3 separate regions of the Homo sapiens genome follow, and regions 1 and 3 are each linked to region 2. A link is an interaction called in ENCODE POLR2A ChIA-PET data of the cell type or tissue named here. Cell type or tissue: GM12878. All regions are shown on one strand.

Region 1 (4,000 bases), 1.8 Mb after region 2:
ATCACATATAATCCTATCACTCAAAGACAGCCTTTATTAACATTTTGATACACTGTATAATTCCTAGACTCTTTTTCTATGCATAAATACATAGAAACATATATACATTTATATTTTTCAATACAAATAAAATCACACAACACTGGTGTATATTAGGGTATGTGTGTATCTGTGTTTGTGAGATAGCCTGATTTTTATCCCGTTACTGTAAAGAGAATATCTGTCCGAGTCAATATGAGCCAATATCATCATTTGTAATGGCTACCTCATTATGTGAGTGAACCATAATTAAATGGACATTGCTGCTAGGCTTTCAATATTAACACAATCCTTCAGATTATGGTCTTGCAGTTCCTGAGGTTCAATGAAAAAGAACTGCATCTGTAGTTAAAAGGTACAAAAATGCTGGTAAAAGAGACAGTTATATTTAATAGAGAATCAGAAAATAAAGAATGTATCTATTAATTAAACAGGATGCCAGGCAGTACTATGCTTTTCTTTTTTTGTAGAGACAAGGTCTCACTATGTTGACCAGGCTGGTCTCGGATTCCTGGCCTCAAGTGATCCTCCTGCCTCAGCCTCCTAAAATGCTGGGATCACAGGTGTGAACCACCACACCCAGCCAATACTATGCTTTTAGAAACACTTATCATTAACGACTTTATCACATGAAACTAGTCTCACGTGAAAATTTGGTATGAGGAAAACATGCATTTTGGGAAAATGGGTAACATTCATGATTTTTTAAAAACATGATTCTGAATCTTGAAAATGCTAAGCTGGGTGCAAAATTTTATAAAGTAAAAACTTGGTAAAACTGCATAAGCAAAACCAAAGAAACACATATTTAGGCTAACATACAGGCACAGCAGTCCCCGCTTATCTGCAGCCTCCATGGTTTCAGTAACCTGAGGTCAGTCACGGTCCAATAACAGGTGTGTACAGTACAGTATTTTGAGAGAGACCACATTCACATAACTTTTATTACAGTATATGGTTACAATTGTTCTATTTTGTTATTACTGTGCCTAATTTATATCTTAAACTATCATAAATATGTACAAACGTATTTTAAAAAGCATAATATATGCTGTAAGTCCTCACTTAATGTCTTCGGCAGGTTCTTAGAAACTGGCTAAGGGAAACAACCAATTGGTAGAAAGAAACCAATTTTCCCACAGGCTAATTGACATAAATCAGTTAAATTCCTCCAGCACATTTCTGATCACAAAAACATCACCAAATTTCTAAATTAAAAAAAAACACTTTTAATATTAAGCATTAAAATAAATGTGAGCTATAGATACACTTAAGAAAGATGAATAAAAACAAGGAAGATGATTATTCACCCACTTATTCCAGTTCAGGGCCAAGGGTGCCAGAGTCTATCCTGGCAGCTCAGGGCCCCATGCAGGAACCCATCCCGGACAGGACACCACTCTGTGGCAGGGCACACGCACATGCATCCCCATGCTCACTCACAGTGGGGCAGTGCAGACACGCCAGTTCACCTGATGTGCACAGTTTTGGGATGTAGTAGGAAACCGGAGTAAGCAGACATGAGGAGAATGTGCCAACCCCACATAGAGACAGTGGCCCTGGCTGGGAACGATTTTTTTTTTCCTTGTCAACGTTCTAATGAAACAACGTTGAGCTGCTGGAGGATCGGTACTATCTGCAGTTTCCACTGTGGGTCTTGGAACATACCCTCCAAGGGTAAGCGGGACTACTACACACAGCAAAATTCTGCTTTTGCTTGGGGTTCTTATGAGGTAAAAATATTAACAAATATTTTAAAAATAAATACTTCAGCCAAGTTTGTCTATTACTAGAAGTTAGATTTAGAGATGCTTTCATGTGTGAACTCTGCTAGGATGCCCACAGATTGAGCTGGAAACACTCCATGGAAATAACTTATTTCGATTCCCAATGGCCCACACTGGGAATCTGACATAACTCCTGACAGATATTTGTGCTTCTACCTTCCAGTGTACCTGTCATCTTGAGAGGGCATCTTTTCACTTGCTTATTTTATCACACAAATCCTCTTCTGTCTTAGCCCCAAATCATAAGTAAAACAAGAATCACACCACTAAACTGAATGAAACAAAGAATGTCTATTTAAATGAAATAATCTCATTCTGGATAGAATATGACAGATGGGTCCAAGAATCCTTTTGAGAAGAAAAACAAAAGCAACCTCTGAAGTGGAAGAGCACACATTCTACATTAGGAAGGAAAGAGGCTGATCTGAGAGAAGCTGTGAATCGGAGAAAGGAGCTGAGATCCAGAGTGGGCCAAACTGTAAGGGTGTGGGAAGCCAGCCAAGCAGAGGAACTGAGATTTGATGTAGCGGAAAACAAAGTCAGAAATGCTAGGTTTTTACTCTGTTCTAACCAATACTAACTGCTTTTGGGTAGCACTGCCTTCGTTTCGTGGAACCTGGTCTTCCTGGAACACTGGTCTCTTCTTCATCATGCAAATCAAGCTCCTCTTCATATTTAACAGTCTCTTTCCCAACTGGCATCAAATGGTCATCCAGTTCGCCTAACAAATTTAAAGAGAGAATTAACACAATCCAGATTTTGCCTGATTAATTAGTAAAGAATTTAGAACAGAACTATGTTAGAAGGACCTGGAAAAGTAATGGAAACTAAAGCACCTTTGCCTTTTACAATTTAAAAGTAATCAGATTCACACTTCAGGCAAAGTCTATTTTGGCATCCATATATTCCAATATGAGCTGGACTGCAAATTCTGTTCTAAGGTTCAGAAACAAAAACATCTAAACATGACATCACCACATATCAATGCTAAATAAAATGGCCATAGAAAATGGGTCCACTTATACAGGAGCAGGATTGAGAAAAAAAAAAAAAAGAAACTGAGTTCATTTTTTAAAAAAGGATTAATTTCTATACTAGTATAGACTAATTTGAGAGACTGACATATTAAAACACAAGTGTTCATGGTGCATGATTCAACAATTACGAAAAGACCTTTATGTACTTAAAAGGAGTCATTAAAGAGAGCAAATAAATGACAGTTGTTTGCAGTCAAGCTATGGAAAACAAAGAGCTCCCACAACAATGTAGGATCTTCAAGTTACTAACACTTATGTTTATATTCACCAAAGCACATTAAGATCAGCAAGTGAATAGCTCTACAAAATCCTTACAGATCTATAAAGTCCTCTATATGCTTTTTTTTTACAATGGTTGCAATTTATTTTCATTCGTATATGCTTTTCAAACATCCTTACCAATTTTGTGCAGTTTCTCACAGCAAATGAGAGCTACAACTCTTTCAGCCAATCGTACACAGCTCATTGGTGGACCCTGAAAATAACAAAAACCTTTCCATTATATATGCACATCGCTGTATTACCTCTAGCACATGAAACACCTATGAAACCACTGCCCCAACATTTTTAAAGTTCAATTTACCAAAACAAAATTCTTTATTTTGAAAAATTCCAGCAAGTTTTTAAAAATTCTAATCTCCATATTTGAAATATTCATCTTTAAAAGTCCTGCCTAGTAAAAACTAAGTCATAATTAAGATTTTACAATTTTGATGAATTTAAATTTCAGTAAGATTTTAAAGTATCTTATTTTTACTAATCAATAAATATGTAACAAAAAGAAAGATTTATCAAAACATAGCTATAACATTAACAGTATTGAGCAGCTTTTTATGTGCAATAGAAATTAGTCACCTTGGAACACTTGGAAATCAGTACTGAGACCAAGAACAGTATTTACAAAAAGCAGATTTTTGAGTCACCAACAAAATAACTAGGACAACGCAACGATCTATAATAAGTTTTATATTACTCTAAGTGTCTAAGCCACAGTTGAATGATTCTGTCAAAAATGTGCATGTTAGTAACACCTTAGAAGAAACTTCAGAGATCACCTAGTCCAGTTCTAAGTATCTGTAAATTAGACAGTCTATTACAAATATGAACATGTAGATGACTACAAAAGCAATCTATAAA
Region 2 (4,000 bases):
ATGTGGCTCATGCCTATAATTCCAGTGCTTTGGGAAGCCAAGATGGGATGAATTGCTTGAGGCCAGGAGTTCAAGACCAGCCTGGGCAACAACACAGCAGGACCCCATCTCTACAAAAAAAAATGTTTACAAATTAGCTGAGCATGATGGCGTGTGCCTGCTGCCCTAGCTACTCAGGTGGCTGAGGCAGGACAATCTCTTGAGCCTATGAGTTTGAGGCTGCGGTGAGCTATGATAGGGCCACTGCACTCCAGCCTGGGCACAGAATGAGTATCCTGTCTCTTAAAAAAAACAAACACTGCAAAGCTGGGTGTGGCAATCTCAATTACTCAGAAGGCTTGAGGATCGCTTGAGCCCAGGAGTTTGGAACCAGCCTGGGGAACATAGCAAGAACGCGAATAGAAAAAAAAAATTTTTTTAACCCTACAAATTACTATGTTAATGTTTAATTTATTTGACCAAAGCCAATAAATGATGAAATATATACAGTTAGTAAATTGTAACTCTTCTTCCCCATCCTTCCTCCCTTATCAGACATTATTGTTGAAGCATGTGACAGAACTATGACTCTGCAATTGAGGCTATGAGACTTCTGTCATAGCTATCACTAACATTCACTACAAACTCATCCAGTCCTGTCACAAAGCTTTCTGCTTACAAGAAAATTCTCATGTCTGGTCTTAAGCAAGCAAAAAATATTTTAGGCAAGTCTGAAGACAAGAATAGGTCTCATGAAGCATATTATAGAATTTTTCTCTAAAGAATAATTCACAATTGAATCCCAGATGAAACAGAGCTAAATGTAATATTGCTCCTTCCGTAAAGGACTACAGCCAGGAGACTGACATAGTTTTTATCTAAATGAAAATGTCTAGGTAATAATGAGGGGCAAGCAAAAAACAATGTCTGATCTCACTGGTTTTTCCATTTTTACTTTAAAGACAACACCACACGTCATGTTTATTTAAAAAATGGCTTACAATTAGCAGAACAGAAACTCTTTAAAAAACTGCTTTCAAAGCACTCTTTCATGTTACTATTTCATCTTAACTCACTTACTGAATACCTATTACTTGTTGTGTGACACTATTAGACACTGTGCGACATCCCGTACACTTTGGTTCAAACCATACAGTCATGTAGAGGAGTCAGGCATACAAGCAATTATAATACAGGGCAATAAAGAATAGAAGTGTAAAGTTCTAAAAGAACATATGACTATTGTGCAAAGTTCCAAAAGAATGTATGACTGTTGGTAAAGGTATCATAACTTGATCTTGAAAAATAAAGAGGACTGTATCAATCAAGAGATTTTGGGCCAGGTGCAGTGGTTCACACCTGTAATCCCAACACTTTGGGAGACTGAGGTGGGAGGATCACTTGAGACCAGGAGTTCAAGACGCCTGGGCAATACAGGGAGACCCTGCCTCTACAAATAATTTTTTTAAAGTAGCCAGGTGTGGTGGCTACTTCTCAGAAGCCTGAAGCAGGAGGACTGCTGAACCCAAGAGGTCAAGGTTGGAGTGAGCTGTGATTGTATCACTGCACTCCAGCCTGGGTGACAGAGCGAGACCCTGTCTCAAAAAAAAAAAAAAGAGATTTTTGATGGCAAATAACTCCAAAGAACTGTCTGAAACATTAAGAAAATTATCTGTCATGAGAAGTCCTGTGGTGGGGATGGCTCCAGGCCCAATAAAATATGTGGTTAAATGATGTTACCAAGGATCCAGATACCCTCTACCTCTCTGATCTGCCATCTTCAGGAAGTGCTTCATCCCTTGTGATCCCAAGACAGCTGTCGGTAGCAATAGGGGCCTTGTGTTCCCTTGTTCACATACAAGAGAGGAAAGAATCTTCTCCCCCAGAAACAGAATGTCTACTTCCCTTCAAATCTGATCGGTACAAATAAGAGTTTACAGGGAAATGCCATGATTTGACTGGTTTGAACTAATGGAACTCTACTACTGGAGGTGGTGACAAATCAGCTTCTCCAAGTCTGCTGCATGCATGAACAAAAGCAGATTTCTGTTAGGAAAGAAGAGAAAAGTAGACATTAGATGGGCAGCTAACAGAATAGGCAAAGAATAAGAACTCCAAACAATGGGATAAACACACACAAGACAGAGGCACAGGGAACAAGAAACAGCATGGCTGGAGTGACAGGAGACCTAAGGTTGAACACATTCTATAAACTCTTGTGAGTCTGGACTTTATCGACAAGGGAAGTTAACAAAGGTATTTTAAGTAGAGAAGCAGCATGCTCCAATTTTTTTTTTTTTTTTTTTTTTTTTGAGACAGAGTCTAGCTCTATCACCCAGGCTGAAGTGCAGTGGCGCAATCTTGGCTCACTGCAACCTCCGCCTCTTGGGGACAAGCGATTCTCCCGCCTCAGCCTCCCAAGTAGCTGGGATTATAGGCACCTGCCACCACACCAGATTTTTGTATCTTTAGTAGAGATGGGGTTTCGCCATGTTGGCCAGACTGGTCTTGAACTCCTGACCTCAGGTGATCTGCCGACCTCAGGTGATCCGCCCACCTCAGCCTCCCAAAGTGCTGGGATTACAGGTGTGAGCCATCGTGTCTGGCCTGTTTTTTAAGAACATAATTGTCATAGTAATATAGAGAATAGCCAGAGATGGAGAGGTACAGTGGGAGAACAAGTTGCAGAGACTTAGCTGGCAGGCTGTTTAATACGTAGTCCAGACTAATAAGGGAGTGGCAATAGAGAGGGGAACAATGGAGTAAAAAAATACATACAAGGTAGAAAAGCTTCAAGATTTCCATACCTATTTTAACAGATGAGAAAATTAATCTTCAGATAGGTTAAGTGACTTGCTTTAAGATCATAAAACTATAAACATCAGTCAGAATCTAAATGGAGGTTTGATTCCCAGTCTGGTGTTCTATCACAACTATATCTAAAAACCCCAACGATGCTCTAAAAGGGAACTATTTTGAATCCTGTAACTTAAAGAATGTTCTGTGTATTGGATTAAAGTGTTTCCTAGCTATTCCAAGTGTCCCCATCTATTTCAATCTTAACATAATGCTCACATGTCACACAATGACATGGATTTAATGTCAATTTATAATACTAAGTATATTATGTTTCTAAAGTTACTATATTATTTGAAATAGTAAGGGTATCTGAAAGATTCAATTTGTGATGTCAAATTTACAAACTGTCCAAAATTTTAAAATTAAAAAAACAAAAACAAAAAACCACCACAGCGTGGTGGTTCTTAACTTTTGAACTTGTTCTGCAAATAAGTGCTGAATGTTCAAATTTCATTATAAATCTGGAATCAGCAGACACTTGAAAAGTTTCGTTGAAATTATGCCTCAGCTGGGCATGGTGGCTCACACCTATAATCCCAGCACTTTGGGAGGCCAAGGTTGGAGGACTGCTGGAGTCTTGGAGTTCGAGACCAGCCTGGGCAGCACAGTGAAACCCCATCTCCAGAAAAAGTACAAAAGTTAGCCAGGCATAGTGGCACATGCCCATAGTCCCAGGTGCTCAGGAGGCTGAGGTGGAAAGACTGCTTGAGCCCAGGTAGTTGAGGTTCTGGTGAGTCGTGATTGCACCACTGCAGCTTAGGCGACAGAGCAAAAAGCCTCCTTCTGAAACTTTGGATTCTGATAACTAACTTCCACTAGCATTCACCCAAAAAGAAAACTGGGCCAGACATGGTAGCTCACGCCTATAATCCCAGCAATTTGGGAGGCTGAGGCGGGTGGGTCACCTTATGTAAGGAGTTTGAGACCAGCCTGGCCAATGGGGCGAAACCCTGTCTCTACTAAAAATACAAAAATCAGCCAGGTGTGGTGGCGCGTACCTACAGTCCCAGCTACTTGGGAGGCTGAGGCAGGAGAGAATCACTTGAACCTGGGAGGCAGCAGTTGCAGTGAGCCAGGATCACGCCATTGCGCTCCAGCCTGGGCGACAGAGCAAAACTCTGTCTAAAAAAAAAAAAAAGTCAAAAGAAAAACTGTTACCTCA
Region 3 (4,000 bases), 85 kb after region 2:
TACTCAATGCATTATGTCCGGTCTTCAACAAAAAATTACAAGGCATAATTAATGGCAAGAAAAAACACAGTCTGAAAAGACAAAGCAAGCATCAGTACCAGACTCGAATAGGGTAGAAACTTTGGAATGATGAGACTGGACATTTAAAATAACTATGATTAATATGCTAAGGGCTCTAATAGAGAAAGTGGACAGCAAAGAAGAACACACGAGTAATATAAGTAGAGAGATGGAAGCTCTAAAAGAATCTAAAGGAAATGCTAGAAGTAGAAAACACTAAGAAAGATGAAGAATACCTTTGACTGGCTTATCTCTAAAATTGTACTGATGAAAGAGTGAAGCCTAAAGTAAACTATGGACTTTAGTTAATAATACCATAATAAGAACAGGTGCAGTGGCTCATGCCTGTGATTCCAGTACTTTGGGAGGCCACGGTGGGAAGCTCACCTGAGCACAGGAGTTCAAGACTAACCTAGGCAACATAAAAAGACCCTGTCTCTGCAAAAAATAAAAAACCAGCTGGGCATGGTGGTGCACGCCTGTGGTCCCAGCTATTCAGGAGGCTGAGGCGGGAAGATTGCTTGAGCCCAGAAGGCCAAGGCCACACTGAGCTATGTTTGCACCGCTGCATTCTAGCCTAGGCAACAGAGTGAGATCTTGTCTTAAAAAAAACCCACAAAGTGTAAAAATAAAAATACCATATCAATACTGGTTCATCAATTATAACAAATGTACCACATTAAAGCAAGATGTTAGTAATGGGAAAAACTTGGTGTATGTGATGTGGGAGGGGAAGACAGGGTATATGGGAACTCTGTACTATCTGCCTAATAAAACCTTTATTTTAAAATGCAATAAAACTTTATCACTAAAAACTCTTAGCTAAATATGATAGAAGGAAACTTCCTCAACCACATCTATAAAAATGTCCTACAATAAGCATAACAAATTTAGTGATGAATTTTAAACACTTTGTCAATAAAATTAGGAATAAAGAAAGGATTCACTATACTGCTTTTATTCAGCATTGTTCTGGAGATCTTATCCAATGTAGTAAGATTGAATAATAATTATAATAATTGTAAGTGCAAGTCAAAACTCTCATTATTTGTAGATGCTAAGTTTGTTTATGTAGAACATTTTGGAGAATCTACAAAGTATTAGAACTGATAAGAGAGATTAGCAAGGTTGTTAGATATAAGATCAACCTAAAATCAATATTCTTTCTGTATCTCAATAATAATTAATTTGAAATATAATATGAAATAATATTCCATTCAAAATAGCAATAAAATTATAAGGTACTTATAAATAAATTTGACAAAAGGTGTTCAAGACTCTTATGAAGAAAACTACAGCATATTATTGAAAAGCTAGGTATAGCCAGGTGCAGTGGCTCATACCTATAATTCCAGTGCTTTGGGAAGCCAAGGCAGGAGAATCACTTGAGGCCAGGAATTTGAGACCAGCCTGGACAACATAGTGAGACCTCCGTCTCTACAAAAAATAAAAATAAATTAGCCAGGTCTGATGGCATGCTCCTGTAGTCCCAGTTACTTTTGAGGTAGAAGGATTGCATGAGGCTAGGAGTTTGAGGCTGCACTGAAGTATGATAGCACCACTGCACTACAGCCTGGGTGACAGAGCAAGACCCTGTCTGTAAAATAAATAAATAAATGGAAACATATATAAAAAATAAAATATCTAGATACATGGAAAGAGACATCATTCCTATGAATAAAAACAGTCAAGATATAAATTATCTCAAAATTACTTCATACATTCAATGCAATTCCAGTCAAAATTTCAAAAGGTTTTAAAATATAATTTGATAAATTGATTCTAAAATTTACATGAGTAGAAGGGGTGGAGTAAGATGGCTGAATAGAGGCTTCACCAATCAGTCCCCCAATAAAGACACCAATTTAACAACTATTTGTCCACAAAAAGCACCTGCATAGGAACCAAAAATTAGGTGATCACTCACAATATATGGTTTTAACTTCATATCACTGAAAGGGGCATTGAAGAGGCTAGAAAAGAGTTTTGAATCACTGACACCACCCTTCCTCCCTCACCTAGCAGTGGCTATGTGGCAGGGAGAGAGAATCTGGACACTTGGGAGTGGGTGAGTGCAGCAACTGTGAAACATTACATGAAACTTAGTTCTGCCCTGTCATAGCAAAAAGCAATACCAGGCTGAACTCAGCTGACGTCTGCCCACAGAGGGAGTATTTAAACCAGCCCTAGCCAGAGGGGAATCACCTATCCCAGCGGTCTGAACTTTAGTTCTGGCAAGTCTTGCCACCTAGGGATGGAGTGCTCTGGGACCCTCATTAAACTTGAAAGGCACCTTAGGCTACAAGGAACTCCTGGGTGAGTCCTAGTGCTGAACTGGTATCAGAGCCAGTGGACTTGGGGGACATGCCACTTACTGAGACACCAGCTGGGGCAGCTAGGGGAGTGCTTGTGCCACCCCTCCCACAACCCCAGCCTGCACAGCTCATGGCTTCAAAAGAGGTCCCTTCCTTCCACGTGAGGAGAGAGGAGAGAGAAGAGTAAAGAGGACTTTGTCTTGCATATTGGATACCAGCTCAGCCACAGTAGAATAGGACAATGGTCAAAGTAATGAGGCCCCCTTTCTAGGCTCCTGGATTATATTTCTAGCACACCTTGGGCCAGAAGGGAACCTGCTTCCTTGAAGGGAAAGACCCAGTCCTGGCAGTACCCATTGTCTGCTAACTAAAGAGCCTTTGATCCTTGAATAACCAACAGTGATGCCCAGGAAATACACTGTGGGCCGTAGGTGAAACTGAGATTTTCTGACTTCAGGTGAGACTCAGCACATTCTTAGCTGTGGTGGCTATGGGGAGAGACTCCTTCTGCTTGAGGAAAGTGGAGGAAAAAGAAAAGCAGACTTTGGCTTGCTCCATATGTACCAGCTCAGCCACAGGGGAATAGAGCACCAAGCAGGCTCTTGGGGTCCCCAGTTCAAGGTCTTGACTCCTGGATGGCATTTTTGGGTCTACCCTGAGTCAGAGGGGAGCGCATTGCCCCGAAGGGTGAGTCCCAGGCTAGGCAGCATTCACCACAAGCTGACTAAAGAGCTCTTGGGCCTTAAGGGAGTATTGGTGGTAGCTTCGCAGTACTCCCCATCCTGGCCACAGGATGAGGCCCCTCTGCCTCTAGAAAGGTGAGAGAAGAGTGGAAAGGACTGTGTCTTCTGATTTGAGTGCCATCTTAGCTGCAGTACAATAGAACACCAGCTAGATTTCTAAGGTTTTTGACCGTAGTCTCTGGCTCCTGGATGTCACCTCTGGACCCACCCAGGACCTGGGGGAACTTGCTGCCCTGAAGGGAAGGACAGAAGCCTAGCTGGCTTCCCTGCCTGCTGATTGTAGAGCCCCAGGGCCTTGAGGGAACAAAGGTGATAGCCAGGTAGTGGTTATAGTTAGCCTTGGGTTGAGGCCCAGTGCTGTGCTGACCCAGTGCAGTCCTGGTAGTGGTGACCACAGTGGGGGCTTGTGTCACTCCACCTCCAGCCCCAGGCAGCTGAGAACAGAGAAAGAGAGACTCCATTTTTTTGACAGAGAGTAAGGGAAGAAAACAAGAGTCTCAGCTTTGTGATCCACAGAATTCTTCCAGATCTCTTCCAAGACAATCAAGGTGGTACCTGTATGAGTCTGTGAGAACCACAGCATTACTGGGCCTGGGGTGCCCTTTAATGCAGATACAGCTTAGATCACAACACTCAAGTCCTCTTGAATATCTGGAAAGCCTTCCCAAGAAGGATGGATACAAACAAGACCAGACCAGGAAACTGAGAAATATCTAACTCTTCAATGCCCAGACGCAGACAAACATCTGTAAGTACCAAGACCATCCAGAAAAACATGACCTTATCAAATGAGCTAAATAAGGCACCAGGGACCAGTCCTGGAGAAGCAAAGATATGTTGCCTTTCAGACAGATAATTCAAAATAGCTGTTTTGAGGAAACT

The links. ChIA-PET counts read pairs that join two places held together with the same protein. Peaks named below come from ENCODE experiments on the same cell type or tissue, not always from the same donor. Only the 100,000 strongest peaks of a DNase experiment are listed, where the experiment ranks them.
Region 1: POLR2A ChIA-PET joins it to region 2 with 6 read pairs; 2 of 35 experiments call an interaction of 5 or more read pairs at or near these places.
Region 3: POLR2A ChIA-PET joins it to region 2 with 5 read pairs; 2 of 35 experiments call an interaction of 5 or more read pairs at or near these places.

What each region holds. Positions count from the first base shown.
Region 1 is chr14:95,108,910-95,112,909 of GRCh38, forward strand. It overlaps DICER1 (dicer 1, ribonuclease III), which reads right to left. Exons shown (of 27, transcript NM_177438.3): 13 at 3,263-3,338; 14 at 2,408-2,547. Among named protein-coding and RNA genes, the nearest start is that of MIR3173, 27 kb to the right of the region's middle. In GM12878, no CTCF peak of the experiment used is centred here; no DNase peak of the experiment used is centred here.
Region 2 is chr14:93,322,841-93,326,840 of GRCh38, forward strand. The region is part of intron 1 of BTBD7 (BTB domain containing 7); the gene reads right to left. Among named protein-coding and RNA genes, the nearest start is that of BTBD7, 8.2 kb to the right of the region's middle. In GM12878, no CTCF peak of the experiment used is centred here; no DNase peak of the experiment used is centred here; H3K27ac peaks cover 769 bases.
Region 3 is chr14:93,408,028-93,412,027 of GRCh38, forward strand. It overlaps a transcript of UNC79 not described here. Among named protein-coding and RNA genes, the nearest start is that of UNC79, 21 kb to the right of the region's middle. In GM12878, no CTCF peak of the experiment used is centred here; a DNase peak (open chromatin) is centred at 2,159.